Linked DNA regions of Homo sapiens: region 1 is linked to region 2. The links are chromatin contacts, found by Hi-C in ENCODE. All regions are on one chromosome and are shown on one strand. The core of a region is the stretch at or near the end of the contact, and the rest is flanking DNA. Distances in the headings are between cores, read along the strand shown. Region 1 holds the start of MIR106AHG (miR-106a-363 cluster host gene). Region 2 holds the start of FIRRE (firre intergenic repeating RNA element).

Region 1 (5,398 bases), core at 2,288-4,787, 2.3 Mb after region 2:
AGTCCAATTCTTATGTATAAGCAGATTTTGGACTCCCCCTCTCCATCTAAGAAAATTTGATATCTGCATCTCAGTAATTTGCAGGCACATTCTATCCACCCTGATTTTATAAGAGGAGGACCTAGAGAAAGGAGCATGTAAAACCCAGGATGAGTATTCGAGTCTTCAGATCATTCAGAGCTTTTGGGCTCCATACGGAAAGTGACTGTTAGATTAAATGAATATTCCCAGCCCCCACCCCATTAATAGAAAATGAGAGAAATTTTAGAGCTGGTTTAAGAAACACAGCCTTACAGTCTTCACATAATGCACAGATGGCTGAGAGATGTCACATTTTGATCTATTTCAAAGGGCTCTACTTCTGTTTAAACATTTATGGACCCATTTTCTCCATTAAACCAAAGTAGGCAGATTAGCTCTTCTTCCCTTCATGTCATTATCTTCCATAAGAAAACCTTCTCCCATTTCCAAGTGCTTATTTTACCTAAGAACATACAGCAAGGAAGTGAGCCTCTATGTGAAAAAGGCTCACAGGGTCCCCTATCTCTTCCATGATGGGGTAACTTTTGTTTAAAAGAAAAACAAAAACGTTTGGGACAGAATCTGTAATACGTTAAACGAGTGAGGGAATTTTAAATGTTGAACTTTCGTCACGATATCTTATGCCACTAAATGAGTCTTTAGAAGTCTTTACAAACTAAACTGATTTATAAAACTTATACATCAATCTGGAATCAATTTTCTATTAGGGAAGAATGGATTTAGTATAGAAATGAGAAAAATAACATTTTTCCCCTTAAATTGGGTTTCTACACCTGTGAAGATTTCTTTTCCATTAAAAAAAAAATACTCCAAACTTGACTCAAAATGCATAGTATTTGCCAACCCAACCTGGCCAAACTGAGCCCCACAGCCATCAGACAGGGCGCCCTTCTAGTTACTACCTTTTGCTAATTAGCGGTTCATCTGGCATCCCTCGCGCACGCTGGGCAGTCACTCTCCAATCCCCTTAAATTGCAAATAATAATAATAATAATAAGGAAAAGAAAGAAAGAAGTCCTTCCCTGTACGCCTTTGTGGCTCCCTTTTGCCTCTTCCCGCGTCTCTCACACCCTTACCTAATGCTCCCGTTGAAGTCCGCGAGCAGCCCGCGCGTCCAGGGTGTGCTCCAGCTGCTCACACCACGCGCTCCAGTCCTCGTGCAGCCTCAGCCGCCGCCGAAATTAAAGAGAAAGAAACAAAGCATCATGGGAAACGGAGTTCTCCATTCAAAGCACCAAAAACGCGCCAAGCCCACGCCTCCCTCCCCCTCCATTCCCGGGTTGGTGGGATAGAAGCCAAGAGGGAGGGGAGTCCCTTTTTTCCCTCCACGTGCACCCCCTCATTTCACACCCTCACCACCAAAGTTTTCCAGGAACCTAAAGGTCAACGGTGGAGAAGAAAAGGGGAGTCGTTTCCCGCGCGCTGCCCGCTACCCCTCAACCGCACTCTGGTACTTTGCTTTTCTCAAGTCCCGCCCGCTCCGTCCCCTCCCACCCAACCAGTCAACTCTACCGGATCACAGCTGCCCCAACGAAGGGCTCCCTTCTTGCCCAGCCACCCGCTCGGGAAACCGCGCGCGGGACCCAGCTCCGGCCCGCCCCTCGCAGGTGGAGAGCGCGGGGATCCCGCACGGGCCGCCCTCTCCGGGTGTCCCCTCCACACGTATACCCAGTGTCCCAGCGCGCAGCTCGAGCGCTCCGGGGCCGGGTGCGAGCGCAGTCTCCCGCGGAGCCAGAAGGGGAAGAGAAGTGAGAAAAAGCGTCCACTAAATGGATCAAGGCCGCGAGCGCACATCTCACCCCAAAGCGCCCCTGTCCAGAGCGACGCGGGGCCACGAGCCTCCCTGCCACCACTTGAGGAGCGCTCCGTCCCCTTGGCCCTCTGTCCGTAGCTATATCCCTGGGAAAAGCCCGCCCCTCTGCCTTTAATAGCCCAAGGAAAAAAGCCCGCCCCCGCCCACCCGGCCCGCACAGGAATTAGGAAACGGAACCCCCACCCCGCCAAAGCGAAAACCCCACCGAGCCCCAGTTACCCACGGGCGGACCGCAGTCGGCATTTTCCCTTCTCTCTTCCCCCAAGCTGGAGTCCTTAATTAAAGGCGCGCCTGGGACAGCGGCCCAGGCAGAGGCCGTGGCCGGAGCCGGTGCGGGTGCCACCGGCATCCGGGCCAGGATGGCGCACTCACTACCACCTTGTCCCATCTCGCTCCCGCGGCGCTCGCCTCAGCCCCCCACCGGAGACAGACGACGAGGCCCACGGAGCCGTGGGACAGGGGTGTCCCCCACCCGGCGCGCGCATGCGCGCCACCTCGCCGCTAGATTGAAAGTGTTCCTAAGGCCCGAGGAGGGAAGAAATAGAAACACGACTTACTCTCTGCACATGTGAAAGTTTTAACCCCTAGCACCTTGTGCTACTGTTGGGAGGCTTTCGCCCTTGCCAGGCGCCCTCTTCACCCACTAAATCAGGGTTTCTTGGCAGGTATCGTTAACGGTAGCAGCCACCGAATACACGCGCAAATGTGCGGAAGATACGGTGCAATTATCTTGCTTTCTCCTCTCATTCCACCGCTAATGAGAACCAATTGAGGGCGGGCTGCTTCAAGGCCAAAGCCCGACAGCGCTCTGTAGAATAAAATGATGTCTTAGTTTAAGACGCACAATCAAAATGGAATTAAGCATACCAGACTTTGAACACCGGGCAAAATGAGAGACAACCGGGCTATATACCTTCTCCGCGTCCCTGGCGGACACAGGCGCAAGATGGGATTTGGGGAGCGTGCGGGGGTTGGGGGGGTGGGCGGGGGTGTGCAGGGTACGAGGTTACAAATCAGAGACCAGTGAGCACGCTGGGTCGGAGGAGGAAAGCCCTGGAAGGCAAGCGGGGGGCAAGGAAGGAGGGAAGGGGTGCAAAATGAAGCCGGACCCCTCCCTTTCCACCATTGTTACCAGGGTGATTGTGGCAGCCCAAAGCCCAGAAGAGGACAAGGGCGCCATGTGATTCTCAACCTGGTGCACTGGTGCACAGTAGTAGCTCAGGCAAACATTACAAAAGACTGGCCTCTCCCGCCCCTGGCCCGCGAAAGAGTCCAACCTGAACTGCCAGCGCCCCTCAGGAGTCAGCGGTGGATGCAACGAAAACCACAATCATTTCTCCAACGCGAGTCACTCGCACAGGTGGGCTTCCTCCCCTTTTTCATGCAACAGACCTTGCAGCCTACCCTGGCACGTCTGCGTGATACTTTCTGGAAACTACGCAGCCCGAAGTTTACTACCCAACCAGATCCCTCCTGTGAGATTGCACCGACTGCAATGCAACTTTCGACCTTTAATGGTAACGACTAGCAGTGGAAAGAAGAGGAGGGGGAGGGAAGAGAACTTAGACCCGACTTTAAGAAGCGTTGTATTAAAGCAAGATAAGAACAGTACCTTTGAGCTGGAGCAAAACCTGGAGTAAAAAAAAGGGTTTTTGCGAAAGTGGCGCGAAGATAATATCATGTGATCCGACCCCAGGGCGTCTCCTTCCCCTTTTGCCAAACTCCCCTCCCCTCGAAAAAAGGGGGGTTGGGGGAGCTACATCCGCTCCTCACAAACTATTAGCATAATTAATTGTGTCCTACAGCTGCAGCCAGAGCTCCCGGGTCAATGAGTAAACATATCCTCATCCTCTTCAACATCAGAACAAAAAAACCCATTACCCTGATTTTGGAAAATGTTCCCAAATAAATCTCATTATCTTCAAAAGTCTTTATTTGGTATTCGGAGTCTATGTGTCTTGGTTGGAGAGACAGAAGAAGGTTGGAAAAGATGAAATCATCCTATTAAAGGGAACAAGTAGAAGTAACTCCCCAAGAGTGACATATTTAAGTAAAGGTTTTCAAATGGAAATACCGTGTTGAGGGACTTCACTAGCTTAAAATTTTCCAAAAGTTTTAGCAGTTCATTAAACAAGACATCCTCCCAGTCTTCCTATTCGCCACCCCCCATCTCCCACCCCTCCTCCCAGTCCTCCTTCCCTTTAAAGCTAGAACAATACCCGGAATAAGGTATTTTGAGATTGCTTTACCAGGATATTTTCTTGTTCTTAATTTTTTTTAAGGGTTTGCAACATATAGAATGTCTGGATCAAGTTCCCAACTGGCGAAAATAATTTATTCCATCTCAGTACCTGTCTAGCACAAGGTAAAACTAACTAAGTACAAGATATAGGTTATGAGAAACTAGGACATTTTGATACACCAAATGATTTATTTTTGTCTCTTTCTTTTGGAAAAAAAATTTAATCATCGGCCAAAATACCTAGAGAATCAAAAAAATCTAAAGAACAAAGCATTTCACACACACCCCCCCCAAAAGTCAGAATAACTAACAGCTCAAAGAAAAGCACGTGATCCCTTCATGCTTTAAAACTTGTGGTCATGCTGAGGCTAAAAGCAAAGAGCTTGTGACCCCGCAACCCCGTCCCCTCCCCCAGACCACAGCCCAGGGCTTAAGGCTCCAGGCTCCCACCGGGCTCCTGCTCGCTCCCAGTATTGTGAGACAAACAATACTTAGGCATTCTGCAAAATAAAGGAGCCACAACTCCTATCCCCCAGTCACATCATTTATGACCAAACAGACTGGCCGGTGTGCGTATATACGCATGTATGTAAATATGATATAGAATACATGCCTACACGAAAGCCCAGATGTTCTGTCAGAATGTGTAAGAAAGGTATGGAAACTGGCCAAAGGGAGGGAGAACTTGTTATCTTTCGTGAGCCTAAGGATTCTCATCACAACTTTAAATTCTTGACACTATTTTGAGTTTATGATGGATTCAAAGAAAAACGGTGAATGCCCAGCAAAATATTCCCCTCAAAATAGACCCACTTTGAGCTTTCCTCTGCCTTGAAAAGGGGTGAAGGGATTCTTCTGTATTGACCTCTAGATTTAATTATGCCATATAAAGCAGCAATCTCAAGTAGTTTGGATTTGAACACCTTTAAGAATAAAATTGACATTTTACCCAGTTGAGAAATCATGTTACTTGATTTAGAAATAATATTAAGTGGCTTTGTTAAACCTAATGATTGGTATCTTAGAACAAAAAGGTCCCCATGGAAACCAGAAAGTAATTTAAGAGTATTATGTTCCTCACACAACTAGAATAGAGCTTTTGTTCTATGTGTATTTACTACTCTACATTTTTGAACTACACTTGCAATTAAGGTCTGTTACACTCTGGTTTTGCCCAGGATGAGAAGTTTAGTGTCCCACTGAAATATGTGTTTTGCTACATTTGTGTGTTTATGTTCATGTGCTCATGTGCATGCCCATGAGGCCTAAAACAAAGCCAGCAGATCAGAACACTCACTAAA
Region 2 (5,427 bases), core at 319-2,818:
GATCAAGAACAAAAGCACTGTCATAAAATCTTGTATTAAACACTAATAGCCTTTTGCATATTTACTCCCATTATTTCAACATGCACAGAGGTCTATATTTACGGTAATACACTACAATAAGCATATTTAAATTAAATTTATATATGCATCATGTTTTAGATGCAAACTTTTCACTGCTCATTCCTGGGTAACTGAAATTGTCATGAAATATTTGCAAGACCTGGATTTTAGATAATAAAATATTTGCAATGAGCTTCTTGATTGACTAATTCATTAAAGAATGTTAGGTTCTCAATTTTTAAAAAATTTATACACAGGACATAATACCTATAATGCCACCACTCAAGTATCTTAATTTTGATACCTGCCTTACCTAATCATTAGTATGCTGACTATATATATATATATATATACATGCTAACATTGGAACAGGCACTATGTGCTTATGCCTCAGAACATTAGGGTTTCTTTTGTTTATATTTTTCAAAACTTATACCAAAATTTTATCTTAAAATTTTATGTAAAATCTATAAAGTTGAAACGCATACTCACTCTAACACTGACCATGATTATGCATGATATGCATAATGCATATATATGTATAAGCATTAGATAGATAGGTCCAAGTTACCTGGTTACAGGCCTAGAGGGAAAAGAAAATGATTGCACCTATTATATATATATTTACTTCTCTTTATTTATTTATTTTTATTCAGCCTCTGGGAGCATGGACTATCCTTTTCTTTAAAGACAATTGAATGCAAACTGGATACAGTTTTGCACAAATTCTTCAACACCACCTTATACCATTTGCATACATGAATGACAATGTATATTTGAGTGCTTGGATTTTTTTTGTATCTTACTCTAGAAGACCTTTCTATTTCAAGAAATTACAAAAGTTACACCCACTGTTGGCACCGTTTAGATTTTAAGAAATTATAAGTAGAAAGTAAACGGTACTTCAATCACAACAAGAAATAGCCACTTAAAAATATCCTTGCCATACATTCTTATATCTTCACTTTGCACAAATAATATACACTTAAAAAATGTTCAAATTCTCTTGTACTTTGAATGCTAAAACAAGTTTTCCTCATTTGTAACTTGAATGCTCTTCAAATCTCATTAAGTATTCTTTAGAATAATGACAGGTTTTAAAATCTTGCCACATGTTTTTGCATTTCTAGAAATAATCATGCTTCTTTACAATGTACCTGCTATAACAGCCATGTATGGAGAAGTGAAGCGAGGTCACAGGTAATGCCACCTCCAGCAGACAAGAACTTTTAAAATGTGGGTTCATCTTCAATCCTCTTCACTCGGTTTTGGTTCTCATCTGTTTGTGCGTGGTCAGCTCTCCTAGCAAAAGTGCTAACCCTTCTTGGTTTGGCGGGCTGATCCCATTTCTCTTCAAGGTCCTCCTAGCTGCAAGCAATTTGGTTGCACCTGGGACCTCCAGCAAGCACATGGCATCCTTTTATAAGCAACCTGGTATTGTCTGGTTCTCTGCAGTGACTCTGCTACCACAAAGGTCCTAGGCCCCAGAGCCTGAAGGCACCACGTGTCAGCCTTTCCCAGACTCTCAGGGGCGGGGAGAGAGACGAATACCCACAGGCCCAGTACTTCGTTGGTTGGTGGCTTCCTCCAGTCCCGCCCATACTGGGAGAATACCAAGACCCCACCCTACAACTTCCTGGGCCTGGACTTCCTGCCAGAGGCCGACTTAGTCTTCCCTCCCCACGGGCCAGTTCCTACACCTGGACCTCACTCTGTCCAGAGCTTCAGGTAGGCCTCAGGAGGTGGAACTAAGATCCAGCTCATGGTCCGAGCCTGCTCAGCCTCTAACAGAATGGAACTTTCCAATATAAGCCCTCTAAGGGATGGGGCTTTTTCCAGAAATTTCCTCACGATGGCAGTGTTGCTCCTGGAATTCTATCCAATACTGCCCCCAAGCCCTCTTCTCCCGCCCGTCTGGTATGAAAAAAAAATGTGACCAACAGATTAAGGCACCAGGAAATATGGCTGACTTGAGAAACTCGCTCATACTATTGTGATTTTGCTTTTGGTTTTTCATCTGAAATCAAACTGGCGCCTAAACCTACACTCTCATCAGGGGTCTTTTCAGTTCAAGAACTCAATTTCCACTTACCTAGTCTTCACAGTTCTGCTTTTTCTTCACCTAACTTTTTCTCATGGTACTAAATTGTCTTGGTGTATCAGGGGTCAAACCTCAGGGATCCAGGCCTAGAGGGAAAAGCAAATGGTTGCATCTAAGGGCTTGGAGAAGAGCAAATCCATGTTGTTCTTGCCTGACTCACTTCCCAGGTTTCCCGGGAGTCCTACTCAATTTCTGGCCTAGGCACTAGGCCTGTGTGTTGAGGGAGAAGCAGTTGTCTGGAACCCTAAGCTAAGTGTCTAGATGGTTCTCAAGACTGCGTGCTATACAGTGCCCATTTGGAAGGGTACACAAACTCAAATATGTATAAATTCCAGTCAGAGGAGACTGATACAGTCTCATAGTCAAAATAATTTAAAATCGGAACACAGGCATGTTCCTATGTTCTTATATGACTGTCAATGGTTTCCTGTGACTTTAGTGTGTATATGCTTATCACTTAGGGGTCAATCTTATGGTATTTTATCTTACGTAATTAAGACATGGTGCTTGCAAAGGATTTGCAAAGGATTCAGAAAAGAACCATGTGCTGACCAAGAGTAAAGCACTGTCATAAACAGTACCTATTAGTAATACTGATAAACATCTGGATTATGTTTTGTGAACTAAAAAGTGTCTGAGACAGGTCTCAATAGTTTCAGAAATTTATTTTGCAAGTTTAAGTACACGCATGCCTGGGAGATAGGTCCATGCCTTTCTTCAAAGATGATTTTGAGGGCTTCAATATTTAAAGGGGAAAGGGCAGATACTGGGGAAAGGGGAAGAAATTTTGAAAAGATGTGGGTAGATAAGAGGCAAAGGGTAGCATTCTTTTGAGTCTTTGATCAGCCCTTCATAGGCGAGATGAGGGTAGAGGAATAGTCACGTACACATTCATCTAGCTCAGTGAATCTGCATTTTTTACATAGGATAAAATAAACACAGGGCAGAGGAAGCAATCAGACATGCATTTGTCTCAAGTGAGCGGAGGGAAGACTTTGAGTTCTGTCTTTTGTTCCATACCTGTGAGGATAAGCCAAAATTTACATTGTCAGGGTGAAATTCAACAGAACTGTTTCAGGGTAAAAATCTTGGGGCTCACAAGGAATTTCCTAGTGGGCAAATTGTGAGGGAGATATGTAGCTTTTTGTTTTTGCTTTGTTCAATCATTGTAGCCATCTTATTTAGGAATAAAATGGGAGGCAGGTTTGCCTGACGCAGTTCCCAGCTTGACGTTTCCCTTTGGCTTAGTGATTTTGGGGCCCTGAGATTTATTTTCCTTTCACAGTTTCAACATACACATGCAAACTCATATACTCATGCACTCATTTCAATATATACACATAAACATTTATATTTCGTGTCATACACAATAGTAAGTTTACATTAAAATGAGGTTTATTTGTATGTTATGGTTTGGAGTATACTTTCACTTCTGTTTCCTGGGCAGTTTGTCATTATCATGAAAAATTTGCAAGACCTGAATTTTTAGTAAATGAAACATTAACCAAGAGCTTCTTGATTGCTACATTCAATAACAATATGGTCTCTGAAGACATGTTCACTTCATAAAACACTTATTTAACAACTGGAAATTTAATTCCTATGATGTCTCCTCTCAGGTATCATGATTTGAAGAGCTTCTAATCTTTATTATGCTAACATGTGTATACTCTAAAACAAATATTGAATCACAAGTATAACATGCGTGCATCAGAAAATATAGGATATTCCTTCCTTCTCAAAATTTTAACCTACAATTAAATCTAAAATTTCATCTTATTTTATTTATTTATTATTATATTTTTAGAGACTGGGTCTGGCAAGTCTATGCAATCATGGCTCACTGTAGCCTTGACCTCCAGGCTCAAGCAATCCTCCCACCTCAGCCTCTGGAGTAGCTAGGACCACAGGCACACACCACCACACCCAGCTATTTTTTTCTTTTTTATATTTTTTTGTAGAGAAGGGGTCTCCTTATGTTACCCAGACTGATCTCTAACTTGTAGGCTCAAGCGATCTTCCCAATTCAGCCTCCCAAAGTGCTGGGATTATAGGCATGAGCCACTGCACCTGGCCTAATCTTATTTTATTACTAAAAAAAATTAACAACAGATTGCATTACTGTATAAATAAAGTCTGTGTCCTCATCTCTTTAGCACTGTGACTGTGACCCAAACACGTACTCCATCAAAGGTTCAAGGTGAATGCATTGACATATTTTTATATTCATCTATAATCTTTTCTTAATGTTTCCCTTTAAATTTATTTATTTCCTAAAAATTAGGTCTTGCAAATTTTTCGTAATGACAAATTGCCAAGGAAATAGAAGTGAAAATATTATCCAAATCATGATATATGAATAAATCCCATATGAATGTAAACTTATTATTATATATGAAGCTAAATATCAAAGTTTCTATGTGTATACATATACACATGTACACATATACATACATATACAAACACACATTAATATACGGACAAAGAGAGTGAAATTTAAGTGCATTGTTACTATAATAATCATAATTAAAAATATACACTTTTTAGGGAGGCTGAGGCAGGAGAATCGTTTGAACCTGGGAGGCAGAGGTTGCAGTGAGCCAAGATCACACCACTGCACGCTAGCCCTGGAGACAGAGTGAGACTCCGTCTCAAAAAATATATATACTTTTTAAACATAAGTACACATATAGATGGATATGGAGTCATGCCTAATTTAATGACAGGGATACATTCTGAGAAGTGCATTGTTAGTTGATTTCATCATTGTGCAAACATCATAGTGTACTTACACAAATCTAGATAGTATAGCCTACTACACTCCTAGGTTGCAGAATATAGCCCATTGCTCCTAGGCTACAAAGTGGTATAGCATGTTGTTATACTGAATACTGTAGGCAATAGTAACAATGGTAAGTATTTGTGTATCTAAACATAGAAAAGGTACAATAAAAATACGATATTATAATATTATGTATGACATAACCATCATATATGCAGTCAGTCATTGACCTAAAGATCATTATACAGGGCATGACTGTATACTAATGTGTAGTTTATCTATCTTTAAACATAATTGAATGAATACCGAAGGTAGTTTTGAACAGAAACATCATCATTATCTCATACAATTTCCATGTTCCCATATACATATATGTACTTGGAGAACTTGAAATCTTTTTATTCTACCCTGGAAAGAGCCTTATTATCCAGAAAATTTAAAAAGCAATAGTTGCTGTTGGCAAACTGTTCAGATATTGAGAAAT

The links. Hi-C counts contacts between places; a loop is a spot of excess contacts on that map. Pooled maps may share reads with other maps.
Region 1: a loop to region 2 is called in a map of naive thymus-derived CD4-positive, alpha-beta T cell, with 8 times the contacts of the local background. The contact joins the promoter of MIR106AHG here to the promoter of FIRRE in region 2. A Hi-C loop is called at or near these places in 1 of 168 maps with a recorded cell type or tissue (naive thymus-derived CD4-positive, alpha-beta T cell), 1 of 37 single-sample maps with no recorded cell type and 8 of 50 pooled maps.

The regions. Positions count from the first base shown.
Region 1 is chrX:134,170,551-134,175,948 of GRCh38, forward strand. MIR106AHG (miR-106a-363 cluster host gene) reads right to left here and starts at 3,538. Exons shown (of 2, transcript XR_007068340.1): 1 at 1,119-3,538. RefSeq lists an enhancer at 1,603-2,410 and a silencer at 4,369-4,663.
Region 2 is chrX:131,829,075-131,834,501 of GRCh38, forward strand. FIRRE (firre intergenic repeating RNA element) reads right to left here and starts at 1,569. Exons shown (of 10, transcript NR_152876.1): 1 at 1,218-1,569.